Regions from separate parts of the Homo sapiens genome. Here region 1 is linked to region 2. A link is a loop called in an ENCODE intact Hi-C map of the cell type or tissue named here. Cell type or tissue: dorsolateral prefrontal cortex. All regions are shown on one strand.

The links. A loop is a pair of places that touch in the nucleus more often than their neighbours do. Peaks named below come from ENCODE experiments on the same cell type or tissue, not always from the same donor. Only the 100,000 strongest peaks of a DNase experiment are listed, where the experiment ranks them.
Region 1: it touches region 2 in a loop (4-fold over the local background); 3 of 110 quality-filtered maps call a loop at or near these places.

What each region holds. Positions count from the first base shown.
Region 1 is chr9:84,751,383-84,759,382 of GRCh38, reverse strand. It overlaps NTRK2 (neurotrophic receptor tyrosine kinase 2), which reads right to left. Exons shown (of 19, transcript NM_006180.6): 12 at 7,298-7,397. Among named protein-coding and RNA genes, the nearest start is that of NTRK2, 86 kb to the right of the region's middle. In dorsolateral prefrontal cortex, no CTCF peak of the experiment used is centred here; DNase peaks (open chromatin) are centred at 3,044 and 5,773; H3K27ac peaks cover 6,912 bases.
Region 2 is chr9:84,693,824-84,701,823 of GRCh38, reverse strand. The region is part of intron 2 of NTRK2 (neurotrophic receptor tyrosine kinase 2); the gene reads right to left. Among named protein-coding and RNA genes, the nearest start is that of NTRK2, 28 kb to the right of the region's middle. RefSeq lists enhancers at 7-86, 7,479-7,738. In dorsolateral prefrontal cortex, a CTCF peak has its summit at 4,114 (motif pointing left); a DNase peak (open chromatin) is centred at 4,113; H3K4me3 peaks cover 1,021 bases; H3K27ac peaks cover 7,907 bases.

The sequences.
Region 1 (8,000 bases), 58 kb before region 2:
TGCTTCCTGTCTGGGCTACTCTAGCCAATTCTTAGAAGTCTGACACACATTTTCAATATGTTGTAAAGAATAAGCATCTTCTGCTCTCAGATAGACAGAAGCCAAATGTTGGCAGGGAAAGAAGTAAGAGACTTTAAAAAGTAGATCCTCACCTCACAAACACACGGGAAAAGCTTTCTATAGCATCGCCAAACAACAGAAAAGGAACACTTGGACTAATTCTTTTCTCTAGATTCATTTTCATTTTGTTACCTTACTCAATGACTCTTTCAACTGAATGTCTTTTCTGAAATTTCTGAGGACTTGGTTGATATTGACAAATTTTGTTGCCTCTTAAGAGAGTGCTGAGATAGACTTTGAACTCCACTTGAAGCTGGGAGGAGAGTAGTTTAACAAAGGGTTTCTGTGAAAACTTATTTCTCTGATACTATTTTGTGTGGTTTATATTCCCATGCTATAAGAAAGAACTGGCAAAGTTCATTACTTGTTTCACAAAGAAAGAGTTAATTACTGAGATTTTCAAAATTTCTCTTTTGCTTTATTAGTGGCTTTCTGATACAAGAAATTTAAAATATTATTATTCATCTCTATGAAAATGTCACACTAGAATTTATTCAAATATCTTTATTCTATACGTCTCTGAAAAAGAGAGGACTACTTCATACCAAAGTTTAATAAAATAATTACAAAAAGGCCGGGTGCGGTGGCTCACGCCTATAATCCAAACACTTTGGGAGGCTGAGGCGGGTGGATCACCTGAGGTCGGGAGTTTGAGACTAGCCTGACCAACATGGAGAAACCCCATCTCTAATAAAAATACAAAATTAGCCGGGCGTGGTAGCGCACGCCTGTAATCCCAGCTACTCAGGAGGCTAAGACAGGAGAATCACTTGAAGCTGGGCGGCAGAGGTTGTGGTGAGCCGAGATCATGCCACTGCACTCCAGCCTGGGCAACAAGAGTGAAACTCTGTCTCAATAATAATAATAATAATAATAATTACAAAAAGACTAAAGGGCTAAGTTTAAAAAATACATAGAGTAAAAAACTAGTGAAATAAATATTTAGAAATATGTTTACCACCTTAGAGCAGGAAAGATCTTCCTAAGCAAGACACAACTTAAATGGAAAAGATGGACAGATTTGCTTTTATAAAAAGGTAAATCTCTTTGGTTACCAAAAGACACTATCAAAAAGTCAAAAGACTAGAAGAAAATATGAGCCACAAATATCATGAATAAATAAATATATATATATAATTGGCAAAGTATATCTATAACTCAACAATAAAAATAAACATTACTCTTATTTTTCACATGATAAAGATATTTACATTCATTATTAATCAATGTATCATTTAAACTCAAATAGCCAAAAGATTGATAATATTCAGTATAGATCAGAGTAAGAAATGAAAGGGTATCCTTACATACTGTTAGTGGGAGACTAAATTGGAAAGGCATTTATGCAAGGTAATCTATTCACATTTAAACATATATATCTTTCCTCCTAGCAATACATTTCCAAGTATCTATCTTTATACAGAAGATATTATTTGAAAATTACTTGAAATAATTTTCTGAAAACTTGGTAAAAACATAAATGTCCATTAAAAGAAGAAAAGTCAAATAAATCATAATTTGTCAATAATATTAACAACATTACATATTTATAGAGCAATTACTAAGTGTCAGAAACATTCCCAAGTGGTTTATATATATAAGCTCAGTTTGTCTTCATAACAACCCTATGGGTTAGGTATTAGTATTGTCCCATTACAGACGGAAATACCGAGGCAAGAGAGGATGAGATATTTGCTCAAAGTCACATAGCTCGTAAGAGGCAGAGCCAGGTTTCAGATCCAAGTAGCCTGATATCAGACAACTGGGAAATACTATTAAATGGAATGTAGTAGATAGCTAGGTACTGATAAAGAAAAATCCGCAAGGCAAATTGTTACCCCCAAAAAATGCAGAACAAGACTGGTATTATAATTTCCTTATGGAATCAAAAATGAAGCCATATATTTGATTGTTTACATACTATATGCACCCTATACAGTTAAAGAAAGTTATTTCTAGGAGTGGAAATGGTCATGCAGAAGAAGGTGATGGGAACATCCATTTTTATGTTTAGGTATTTCTAAACTCCTTGAAATTTTGAAAAACAAGAGTGCATTCAATTGTTACCATTCTAATTTTTCGACGGCATTTTTCTTTAAAAAAAAGAAGAAGGAAGAGGGTGCATATGGAAAACAGTTTGTCCTTACAGATGTTTCTACAACTGTGTTTCTGGCTTTTGGTCACATTTTTTCCTCTTAAAAGTTGATCCAAATATCTGTTAAACTCAACCTCTTAAATTTCCCAGAATTGTTTTCAGCTCATATAAAAGGCTTTAACCTTCAACCTCTTTAGCTTTGGCCCCGCTATGTTTATGACTATTTTTAAATAGGCAGATTTTTGGTTGCTATTGAAAGACACTCAGAGATCATTTATAAGAGCAGAAAGTTGAACTGTGGGCCTTCAGTCTGGACTTAGGAAAACCCAGATCTGCATCCCAAGGCAGGGTAGCTTTCCAGCCTTTACTAGTTGGAAACCTCCAACACTTAAGTAGGACAAATGAATGTGGATAGGGGAGTTTACATACAAGAATCAGAGGCTGCAGAGGAAATCTGTGCAGTCTATTAGCACTGAATGAGAAGAAAGCTTCCTCTTCTAGTCTCTTCTACAGAGATTTCTTAGGGTCATTTAGATATTTCACTCTTGAGTGACAAAGGCTGCATTAGTACTTAGGAATTAGATATCATATGTGGACTTCCATCAGGAAATGTAAATAACACAAAACTGATAGCCGAAACTATCCTCCAGCAGGGTGATGAATGCCAAGCTCCCTCCTCCCTGCTGGCTCCCTTATATTTTTTGCAACCCTGTACACCATCAATGCCACAGGCAGGGCTCCCAATGTGGAGCACCCTTTGAAGACTTGGCAGCTCTGGTGCTCCTCAATGCTTCCATTTTCCCCTCACATGCACTCCTACGTCTTCAGTGAAGACACGGAGCCAGGAAGCAATGCGAGAGCTAAACACAAGACTTGGTTACAACACAAGGAGAGCATTCAAAGGCATGGTTGCCTATTCCTTTGGCAATGGAGCTGTTCTGGAAAATTCTTTCAGCCCTACTTCAGTGAAAACTAAAATTAAAACAAACCAGAGGCAGCCTTAGAAGAAAAGGGATAATATTATGCATTTTCATATAGGGATATTGATACCGACATAGATTTAGACAGATTTGGTATACATTTTATTCATACATATTAAACATATGTATGAATAAGCCCTACATAGATGGCCAACACTAACAGAAGGGCATTATTTGGCTTCTGCAATTATGGTAGCTACATATCAACCAAAAAAGCAATAGGACAGTGTAAAGGCACAGAAATAAACAAGGAAAAACTGACTGGGAGATATTCTACCCCTTGACATCTTTATGGAAACAGGGCCGGGAGCCTATTGGACACTAGCAGCAAGAAGCTTAAACTCTATCAAGCAAGAATAAAACATAAATTCTAGGTTTACCACAAGATAAAATCCCCAATCTAGCACTTTTGCCAACTTCAGAACTGAAAAAACAACATATTCCAAAACGATACATTCAAAGGTAGGGAGGTAGAAATTGAAGATGTTCACATGCAAAATAAAAAGTCAAAGTGAATCCTCCAAACTTAAACAATGACGATTGTTGAAAACAGTGTGTGAAAACCTACATACCCTGAGACAAAACCGGGACAAACTGATCTCTTATCTATGGCCATGACTCATATGGAATAACCAAAAAAAAAAAAAAAAAAAAAAAAAAAAGAGGTGGGACTTTGTCTCTTTTAGAAACTTAGAAAAGTCTCAGGTTCTCTCTTTAGTCACTCACTGTTTAGCCATCCTCCAAATACTAACTGTTTTCCAATTACCGAACTTAGGTGGACGGAGTTGAAAATCTTCTCTGATCATTCTGTCGTTAATATGTATTGAGCGCCAACTCTGGGCTAGGCACTCAGTAGATAAAGATGAACACCACAAATATGAATGCTGTTACCATGGAGCTCAAAGTCTGTGCTGCCTGTTCTGGAGTGGACCATCAGCATTTGGTTTACGATGAATCCACAGAACAAGGAACAAAACCCGACGAAGCTTACAGACCTGCAGACCCATCTTCAAAGACAACACTGCAATTCACTGGTTGCATTTACAAATCCAAGTTTCACTCACTAGTTTGGAATTTAGAAATCACCTCCCCATGGGAGCAATACCATAAGTAATGTTTGCAGGAGTAAGGGGTGGATCTCAGGCCAATCCATAAAGCTTGTGTTGCCCTGCACTCAGCTGTAGTGTGGTGACCTTAAGAGGTTTCTGGGGTTTGTTTCTCTGGGCCCTTCATATCAGCAGCATTGAACTGTCATTTATATTCTCGAGTTTTCCATTACAGATTGAAACAGTCAACACTCGAAATAAACCACGCATTGCTAGGGATGGGCAAAAAGCTGTGAGTGCCTATGGGTGAGCTGGCCACCTTCCTCCTGTCCCATCTGCCTCCAGCAAAAGAGAATAAGGATGAGCTTAGACCCTCCCCAAAGATGCTTAGGAAGGGAGGAATAACATTCTGAACAGCTCATCTGCACAGCAGCCACAAGCCTTTCACATGGTGCCTAGTCCTGGCCAAAGCTATGCACAGTTCATACCGTTGTTACTAAGAAACCACAACTAATACATTGCCTGGTTATTTTCGGAAGCATAATAGTGTTTTTACATTTTCTTCCCTTTTTTAAGCATATGTTTTTCAGTGGTAATCTCAGCTCTAATAGCATTTAAAATACACTGACTCACATTAATGTTTAAATACCACGTTTTAAGCAGTTTCATCTGCACTTGATACATGAACCATATCTTAATTTCTAGATCCCCAAAGATTTATCAACTCGACATCTGACTTGCAAAACAATAACCCTAGATCAGGCTCTTTTTATTCACATCATGCCCCAGATAGACATGTAGCTTAAAATAGAACAGTAAGCTATTCTAAAAAAAAAAAAGTCTCTGAGACAAAATTTCTAAAAATGATTTTATTTGTGTGTAGGAATGAGGGAACAAAACATACAATATGTATAGTAGTTACTGCTGTAGGAAGCCATTTACTGGCTCTGTGGCAGGGTTAAGCACACTCTTTCTTATAATTCATTAAGGATGCCCTCAGGTTATACTCAGAAAACGTAGACGCTTTAGTGGTAATCACCCCAAATTATCTAAATGAAATACTGTTTCAGCGTTAGTGCTGGAGTCTCAATATGCAACATAATTTTCTTCTCTGAAAGAAAATGTCTACGCTTTTTCTCCTCCATTGCCACATTGTAAGGAGTAGGTTGCCATTTACTGGTAATTCTGCCAGTGATTTTCCTAAACCAAGGGTGGGAAGAAGTTCCTAAATTTTGCTCCATGGATTCCCACTTAGCTTTTGCTGAGATCCCAGAAGAACCTGGGTATATCCTCTCTCCAAAAAGCTCATGGGATGAAATATTTCAAACTAAACCCTTCAAGACCAGAAACTCTAATGTTAGTTGGTAGCCTCCAGTGAAATCTATGTTTAGAGACATCCAGTCCAAGTGCCTCTAAGGAAGGAAAGCACCTGATAAACATGAGAACCGCCAAATGCCATGGTAGGGTGCGGCACACACAGAGCAGCCGCCTAGCCTGGGCCTGGGTGCAGTTGAGATATGGGGATCCCAAAATGTGTGCAAAGCTGTGGGTGAGTTTGGTTTGCGATGTCTCTACCAACATCTTGTCACATTCTGAAGGGGGCCTGGCAGCCCATGTTTATTGTAGAGAACAGTGATTCCCTACACTGTTGTGTAGAGAACACAACAACCAGGGCAAGCAGGATCAGTATTCTCCAGAAACTGTTAGAAATGCCAGCTGTCAGGTGAACACTAGGCCTGCTAAAGCAGAAACTCTAGGGGTAGCCCAGGAATCTGTGTTTTCTCAAGTCCTATAGGAGTTTTTGGCACACAGTCAAGTTTGAGAACCACCCCACAGGATGAATTAAAATCACTGTGGGGTGGTCCCTCTCCCAAGCTTTATTTATAATTGGAGAATGAAAGATCTTTCCTCCCCTGAAGAAACATCAAGGATCAGCTGGCCAAGCAGGAACCAGGACGAGGTTTTTTGAGTTATTTTAAGCCCCAATTTACCACCACTCCTCCCTGTTCATTTCTGGCTTAGAAATGTTCACAGGCACCAACAAAGGGAAAAGAGGAAACATCAGAAATAGATCTGCTCTATCCCAGATGTCAGTGTATGCTGGGCAACTTATTGCTACTGAAACATTCCCTTTCAAGTAAATAGCAATATTAGCAACATTACCCATAATTCTAACAGACCATACAGATAAAGAAAATCCACCTGACCTACTCTCCAGCACAACTAAGACACCACTAAACCTTCTTCACAGCATTCCCATTTAGACACTTTTAAATAGTGTCTATCTATAGGAGACCACACAAAATACAACACTGGCATATTATCCAATACATAAGTTTAAACTTCAGAGCAAATGGTTTTAAATCATTAAATCACTGCTCCAAGGCATTTTTTATGTAACAAGAAATTTATACAAGTTTTCCCTGTAAAATTAATTTTCCATCCTCTAAAAAAAGACAAGTTATCTATTTTGGGTCAATTAGTGCCTAATTTTTAATCTAGCCCTGCTAATTTTTCCACTTAAATAAAAAAAAAGCTATGTATTCACGAAGCTTCTATATACTGCTGATAGCTGTTCTTATTTTGCTTCATAACACTGTTGTTTAAATTTCAAAGAATGAGGATCTGGAAAAGCAGGAACAACACCAAAAGCATACCACTGAAGATTTGGGAATCAAATGTACAGCAGCATAGACCTTTCTGCACAAAATACATGTGTCCAGGTTATCCTATCCCCACTGTGTCTCACCTGCCTTTCTGGAGCAAAAGAAACATCAAGTACTATTTCTTTGTCATATCTTTATTAGTCCCTTGATACTCAAGAACCCAGTTCTGTCTCCCGGGACAACTGTTCTCATGGAAAAGTGGGTAGTGCTGAGTAATCAACATTATTTTGCTCCGTCTTGATTTGTAGTATCAAAGCCTTGTTGCTATTTTTTTAGCCTTAAAACCTAATCATCATAAATCTAGCCACTTCCTTCTTTAGTGGTAATTAGCATTAGTCATAAGCCAAAAATGATCCACATAAGAAGCTAAATAAACACAACCCTTCTTACCTTTCATGCCAAACTTGGAGTGTCTTGCCAACTTAAGCAGAAACAGCATTACCAAAAGGCAAAATCCCACCACAGACGCAATCACCACCACAGCATAGACCTAGAGAAAGGAAGGGAGGGTGGTTATAACCTTGCTAATTAGTTCCCTATAATCATATGGTGATGATGATCATGACGATGATAATGATACAGGCAGTTCATATTTATTGAATGCTTACCACTTGTTCTTATAACAGCCTTATGTACACCAACTCACTTAATCTGCGACAACCCTATAGTGAAGTATGTAAGATCTATTATTATGCCTACTTTACAAATGAGAAAACATAAGTTAAAGCTTATAAAAATGGCTATCCAATTGGCATTTTAAAAATATTACAGCTCTCTCTCCATCCATCTAAAGAGGGAGGAGAGAGAGAAAGAGAGGTGGGCAGAGAAAGGGAGAGAGAGAATATGAAATATGAACAGCAAAATACTGGTGATTTTTCTGTGTGTGTGTGTGTGTGTGACGGAGTCTCACTTTGTTGCTCAGGCTAAAGTGCAATAGCACAATCATGGCTCACTGCAGCTTCGACCTCCTGGGCTCAAGGTATCTTCCCACCTCAGCCTCCTGAGTAGCTAGGACTACAGGTAAACACCACTATACCTGGCTCATTTTTAAGTTTTTTTGCAGAGACAGGGTTTTGCCATATTGCCCAGGCTG
Region 2 (8,000 bases):
AGGTGTTTCCACTCTTACGGTGAGAGCCACAGAGATGCTGCTGTCATCACTGCACAAGAAAAGTCACATATTTCCCCACATTTCAAGAGAGACAGCCACTCCCTCCTTTACCTCCTAAAATACTAAGGTGCGTTTTCCCTACCCCTTCCTCTTTTCTCTCTATTTTCCTGGCCCAGCATCTCCTCCTTCTGCCTTTGTCAGTAACAGTATCAATCTTTCCTTTGATGAACCACATTTCACAAACCCCATATGGCCTTAGCGCATTCTCCGTGGGAACCTCCTCCCTCCCCCACCCCCTAAGCCCTCCAATATAGGGGTGAATAGAGAGAAAACTCCATCCCTTTGCCCACATTGGTGGGCTTAGAGATGTGCACATGATCTCAATTACACTAAGAGGAGTCTTCCCCGAGATTAAATAAATGAATGCTGGGGAAGAGAGAGTCTCTGTCTTACTCTGGGATCATAGCTGAAGGATGGCACAGGCCTGGGGCTTCCATGGGGAAATTTTCTGCTACAAGGAAATAGACTGTCCAAGAATGAAGTCAGTCCACAGAAAGAAGCAGAGCTAAAGAGACAGAACTCTAAAAATACCACTTGAGCCTTTAGATACAACTGTCTCTCAGGCTAGATGTCACTAACCTAAGTTAATCTTAAGTTCTATCATTTGCAATCAGTAAAGTCCCTAGTGATCCAAACAAATAACTATTAAAACCATCATCATGGAATTTCCTATACTCTACCCTGTACTACAGTTATTTAAGTACCTGTCTATTCAGTTTTCTTAGATCACAATGTCTTTGAGATAGCTAGATCTGTTTTATAATTCTTAATATGCATCACAGCACCTGGCTCAGTACCCAGTACAAGGTAGGTACTCAAAGGATGGATGGATGGATGGATGGACGGATGGATGGACAGATGGAGAAAAGATGAACTGCACTTGGAGTTACAAAGGCATTACAAGAAATTATGCCAGGAGGAAATCTCCCCTTTCTTTTTGAAAAAATTTAAGATATATAACATATTCCAATTAAGACACTGAAAACAAATATGCAGCCCTGCTGTTAACAATGTGAGTTAAAATGAAAAAAATATTAAATGATGGGGAGGAACACACAGCATCTATAGGTCCCCCACTGTGTGAAAGAAAATGATGACAAGCTGTATAGTAAGGGTTTGGGCACCTCTTTTTAGAAAATAAATTTTAAAAATAAAAATCAGTAGATTCTCTGAGAAGACAAAATTACACCAAAGAGAAATACTTTTAAAAGCATCCACACAAACATTGTCCCCTGTTACATAAAAAACCAGCCTCCAAGATAGAACGGCGGCTTCTTCTGAAAAAATTCTTGGTTGTCCCTGATACCCAGGGCCTGGCACACTTAATAAATGTGCAGGAAGCTTTCGTTCCCTTCTCTCCTCCCACCACACATAGAAGAAAGAAACATTTTAAGACTTGAAAGGAATGCTCAATTTTTAACATCAACTGTTTCAGAGTTATCATACTTTAGATACATTTTTGCAAGATTTTTCACCAACATTTTCAATAGAGACCACAGTGACCTCACTCTTCTAAATGATCTCACAGTAAGAACTGCATTCTAAAGAGCCCTGAATTTTAATACTTTTTCTCATGCAACTGACAGCAAAAAGGATAGATAATGTGGGCGAGTTTTCCTCTGGAGTCACAATCCAGACTTCCAGGCAAGCCTGTCCCCTCCTACCAGCTGTGTAAGCATGAGGCCTGTCACTGTCCTGAAGTCATTGAGAGTTCTTCCTCACTCTTTTCCTGGATTATCCTTGCATCCTCCATGCTCACAACAAGGGCCTGGAACTCAATGGGGACTTTATTATGATCTGCACAAGGCACTCATCTTTAACTTTTTGTTACTTATGCCCTTTCTTTTCATTTTTCATCAGACATTTAATTTATAAACTCCCCGGTTTTATTCAATAGAATACAACGAACCAGCAAATAAAAATGGAAGGCATAGAGGAGAGAAAGACAGGGGTAGAGATGTCAATGGATTGCACAAAACTATGTGGGAAAAAAAAGAAAAAAAACAATTTAAAAATAAAAATAAATTAAAAATAAAGAGATATCAACGGAGCCCGGAATTCAATTTAGAAATGCATACACTCGTTAGAAAAAAAAAAAAACACACACATAAGCTTAATTCTATGCTTTCTAGTCACCAGTGTCCAAGAAAGAAGGAGATGAGGATAAATTTGGTCAATGGTAAATTCACAGTATTCATGAGATGAAAATGAGCCAATTAAGCAAAGCACCACTATTCTGAAATCTAAGACCAGACAGGAAATTTTGCTGAAAACCATTCAAAAGCACCATCAAAAGAAGTTATGAAAAATGGTCACTAGAGAATACGCTTCTACTGTGGGGGCAAGAATGCCCTGGATAAATAAATACATTTTTCTTCTTGTCAAGATGGAAAGGCCAACAGAAGAGCTGGATTACAAGTTTAGCAAGGGCCAGGAGCAGTGCCTCACGCCTGTAATCCTAGCACTTTGGGAGGCCAAGTCGGGCGGATCACGAGGTCAGGAGATTGAGACCATCCTGGCTAACATGGTGAAACCCCGTCTCAACTAAAAATACAAAAAATTAGCCAGGCGTGGTGGCGGGTACCTGTAGTCCCAGCTACTCAGGAGGCTGAGGCAGGAGAATGGTGTGAACCCGGGAGGTGGAGCTTGACATGAGCCGAGATCACACCACTGCACTCCAGCCTGGGCAACAGTGCAAGACTCCGTCTCAAAAAAAAAAAAAAATTTTCAGCAAGGGCTCCTCTAGTAGTAGATCCTAAGAATTCCCCCTCATAAGCTACTACGTGTAGTCATGTCCACAATATAGATGCTAGCTACAAACTGCTCAGGAAATCTACCCCCTAAGAAACTCTCCTTAGCTACCACTAAGTGAAGAATCAAATCATAGGGTTAGAAAAGAAGCCAGTAAGGTGAATAACAGGGAATTCACAGAGGGAAAACTTCGGTGGCCAAGAAACATGAAAAGTTGCTTATCTCCCAAGAAATGTGAAATGTAAATTAAAATAACAATGACATATTATTCCTCTCCCACTAGATTGACAAAATGTTTAAAGTCTAACAATGTAAAACATTTCTATGGATGTGATGAAATTTCTCTGAAATTGTTGGAGGAAGTGTAAATTGTTATAACTACTTTGAAAAGCACTTGGCCTGTATCTTGGAAAATTATAAATCAGAACCCTTCAGGGCCCAGCAATTCTATTCCAGGTATTCATCCAAGAGAAGTTCTCACATATGGACTCAAGAAGAGTCATTGTAATATGATCAGTAGAATATTACAACATTCATTGTCATAGAGTCAAAAGCTGGAACAACCCGAGTGTCCATCCATAAAGAAATAGACATTGTTTAAAATAAGGTGATATATATATATATATATTAGATTAAATCAGATCTACATATTTGAACAGAAAGACACTGCTATGCGAAGTGAGAAAGAAGATAAGCAAAATTGTATACTGATACGTACATGTAACATAAAACAATCTGTGTGAACTTTTAAAAATACACAAAAAATAATATCACATAGTGTTCACAGTCAAGTAGATATGCCAAGTATAGAAAGATGATTCCAAGGAAGGTGGCCTTGGGAAAGGAGAATGGGTCTGGGGTTACACACACACACACACATACACAGAAACTATTTATACCATTTATGTTATTAAACTGCTAAACTATTTTATTAAAAGAAAAAATAGCTTAAAAATATTCAACTATTATTTCTGAATGTAATTATATAAAGTTATTATGTCATTATACTTTTTTGAATTTTTAAAATTTATGAAGAAAAAAGAAAAGAAAGAGACAGCAAGCAAGAAAGGGTGGGAGGGAGAGAGGGAAAGAAAGAGAGACAGAGACTGCAACAACCATACAAAGGAAATAACTGCAGGAAAGCCAGACCCCAGGGTTTCTCAGTGACTCAGTGGACAAACACACCCGAGCTCAAGTTCTTGGTTCCCTGGACCACCCAAACAGCAAACAGCTAACAGCTTTCTTTCCCTGCTCCACAGCCTCCGCATGGAAACAGAAGACCAAGGTGTGTGCTGCGCTGCCCCCTCCTGGTGACTTCCACCTGCCTCCAGGAGGATCTCCACAGCCCTGGCCTCTCCTGCTCTCTGCCTCAGGGCAACTGATCCCAAAGGCACAGGGTTAGGAAGGAGAGAGGAAGTGCCAGGTCAGGGCCACTGACAGGCGGGCAGCAGGCTCTTTCCCAGAAAACCACTCCCCACTGCCCCTGTTAAAGTGCAGTGACACTGTGGGCTCTTCACCGAGTCAAGCTCTGCTTAATAAAACACATCTCCAAAAAGGGTGCCATTCCCTCAAGGGAGCAGTGGGAAGGCCCAGAATTGTGGCACACACCCCAACCAGGAGATTTCTCTCCATGACAACCTCAAACTCCTCTAACCTAGGCCCACTGCTCTAGAAAGCTTAGGCCCAGGGGCTTCCAAGCACAGCCCCTCCGCCCCCAGAGCCCATGTCCCCGCACTTGCCTCACAGGAATCTCACGAGGTCCACGGAGTTTTCATCTTCTCAGAAAATTGAGCTTCCCTCCACCCCCCAGCCTGCAGACGTTGCTTGCATGCTCTCTTAGGCAAGTCAGCGGCCCTTAAATAGTGACCAAGAGGCATGGTGAATTCGGATTTTTTGTTTCATTTGGTACTCCTTAGGAATTTCTCTCACCTCGTCAGTCCCTCAGGGTCCCTGGCCCTCAACCTTTATTAATAATCTGCCAGGAATCATTGGTGGCCTTCAACCATCCTGTTCTGCCCAGAATGTGCCTTCCTCCCTTACCAAGTCCATATACAGGACTCTTGCTAGGACCTCATATTATGAGGGCAGTTTTTGCTGTTATTTTTTGCACATTTACTACATCCCAAGGTCATTAACTATTGCCCTAAAGATTGGATCTTATATGATAGAGTCTTATCAATGTACTCATCTAAATCTATCCCAGGACCCTCCACGACTGCTTGAGTGATTTGTAGACACAACACCAAAAATGCTTTTTCCAATCAGAACATTTTTATTCCATCGGTTGGCATGCAGTTTTAGCATTTATTGCACTTGTAAGTTTGCAATTAAGAATTAGAGCAATGGGAGGTACTCTTTGTACCCTCAATTTTATTTTTCTATGAGTCTACCTGACCCCATAACTGAATTGCTAGCTCCTCATCTCATCTCACTGATCTCCGTTTCCTAGCACAGAGCTGATGCTCAAGGAATGTCTGCTCACTTAGGGCACCCAAACTGATCCTCCACCTGGAGTTTATCACCGTCATAGGACACAGCTTCACTTCTCATGCAGAAAACAAGCAAACAAAGGAAAGACAATAACAGAAGGGGGTGGAAAGCTGATTTGGAACCCCAAATTTGTCCAATCTAAAAGCTAATTTAGATTACAAGAACACAACATATTCAAACCCACTACTTATTTACTTATTTATTTAAGTGATAAAAACCAGCTAGCCACAGTGGCTCACACCTGTAATCCTAGTACTTTGGGAGGCCAAGGCAGGAGGCTTGAGTCCAGGAGTTCGAGACCAGCTTGGGCAACATAGTAATACCCTGTCTACACAAAATTTAAAAATTAGCTGGGCATGGTGGCAGGTGCCTGTGGTCCCAGCTGCTTGGGAGACTGAGGTGGGAGGATCACTTGAGTCCAAGAAGTTAAGGCTACAGTGAGCCATGATAGCGCCAACTGCACTCCAGCCTGGGTGACAGAGCAAGATCTTGTCTAAAATAATAATAATAATTGCCCTCAGCAGATAAGCATTCATTTGCCACAGAACCCCAACATGTGAGGAATGTAAGACTAGAAATGGCCTCCATGATTCTTCAAATCCAGCAATTCTTTATCTTGAAGGAGATGATGCTCTAAGGAGAGACAGTGGACACTGCCACAGGATATGATGAGCCAAAAAGAAAAGGTTTTAAGAAGAAGTACATGCACTTGCCCTGTGAGGGCACAGTGGAAGGAACTACAAAAATTATTGGAAATATATATTTGTTTATATATATTTAAATAATTGGGCAGGTCAGTGAAGGCTTAAAAGGAGAAAGGGCATTGAGCTCAAGCTTTGAAGAGTGATCGGAAAGTGGATAAAGAATTAGAACATAAACACAGTACATGCTATTTGTCATCTTGTTTTGTGTTGTCACCAAATCTTCTCCAGTCTCAATTTGACATTCAGGACCTTTACTAAGACATTTTTCTGAGGGTAAAGAATTTCCTCTTCTTTGGCTTAACAAAAAGCTTATAGCTGGCTTTTTGGAAAATAAGAGAAAAGAGGTAATTTTAGAGAAAATTCACAGAAATATTTTTGACTTACAGGTTCCTGGAAAGGGTCCTCATTACATTTTAAAAGGTTTCACATTTGCTTTAACAACCTATCAAATAATTCCTCTAGGTAATCTCTTCAAGCAACAAGGAGTAGTATCTAATGCATCTTGTCTTTAAGCATATTAGCTTAATAGTGGTATTACTCAAAAGAAAAATTCCCCTTTAGCCTAGACTTTATTACCTGAACTGTACTTTGGCAACACATCAAAATGAAATGGAAGCAGCTGTGAATATTTCAAATGGTGACTCTTCAAAGTGGAATCGTTTCCTGCTACCCCATCCTCCCTCCTTATAGATAGATCAATAAAATAGATAGATACATAGATAGATAGAAGTTTTTTGTTGTGTGTTTTTTTTTTTTTTTTTTTTGAGACGGAGTCTCACTCTGTCACCCAGGCTGGAGTGCAGTGGCGCGATCTCGGCTCACTGCAAGCTCCCCAGGATGGTCTCCATCTCCTGACCTCGTGATCCACCCGCCTTGGTCTCCTGAAGTGCTGGCATTACAGACGTGAGCCACCGCGCCCGGCCAATAGATAGATTTTTATCAAATCTAATCTATCAATCAATCTATCATCTCCAGATGATATCTATCAATCTATCTATCATCTCTAGATAGACAGATGATAGATAGATGATTGATTGATAGATTAGATTTGATAAAAGTAGATAGACCTCAAATTCCCAGGCTTACAGCCACGGCATTTCAACTATGACAGGATTCTCTCTGCTCTAAGGTTTCTTTCATAGGGAGTAGAATAATCCTTTTCTAAAAAAAAAATTCCCTTGGTCCCTGGGTTCACAGCTAGCCAGTTTCAGTTTCTCAGCAAAAATGCTGAGAAAGAGTTTTGAAAGTCAGTCCCTGAGCAGGTGCAGGTGATACGGAAGATCAGACTCTCAGTCTGTGGCTCTATTCTTGAGGGGGTATGCACCCCAACTGTGAGGACGTGAATGGAAAGAACGCTAAATGAGCAAGCCCAAAATCTAAATTTGAAGAGCTTACTACTGCATGCTGTTGAGCAGTGGCATTTTCAGCTTTCAGTTTCTTTTTGGCCATGAGCTTTGAAGTAGCACCAGTAACTCCCTCTTTATGGAGTGCTAACTGGTGTTAGCCAGAAGGCTACCCAGGGACTGTCTCCTAACAAAATAATGCTACCAGGAGAGTTCTATGATTGTTCCCATTTTTCAGAAGACAAAACTGGGGCCTCGCCATGCCAGATCACTTCCCCTAAGTCACATAGCTGCCAAAACAGGATTTGAACCCAGATGTACCTGCCTCTGAAGTCTGAGCCCATAGCCACTGTACCACGCTCTAGGACTGGGGACTTGTAAATCCAGCACCTTCACGATAAATAATTTCTAGAGTTTTTGCACAATGGACCTTTACAAATAATCACAGCCCAAACACAGCAGTCAATGGAAAAGAACAGGGATACTTTTTAGGATGATGTCCTGTATTATATTTACATAGAGCAACAATAGGAGATAAATAAGAAATCTTCAGATTCTTACACAATGCCTCTGAAAACTGCAGCTTATTAGAACAGCCCAAATACTCCGGGCATTTACAAATTTGAGTGCCTGGAAAATAATTGGTAGTGTA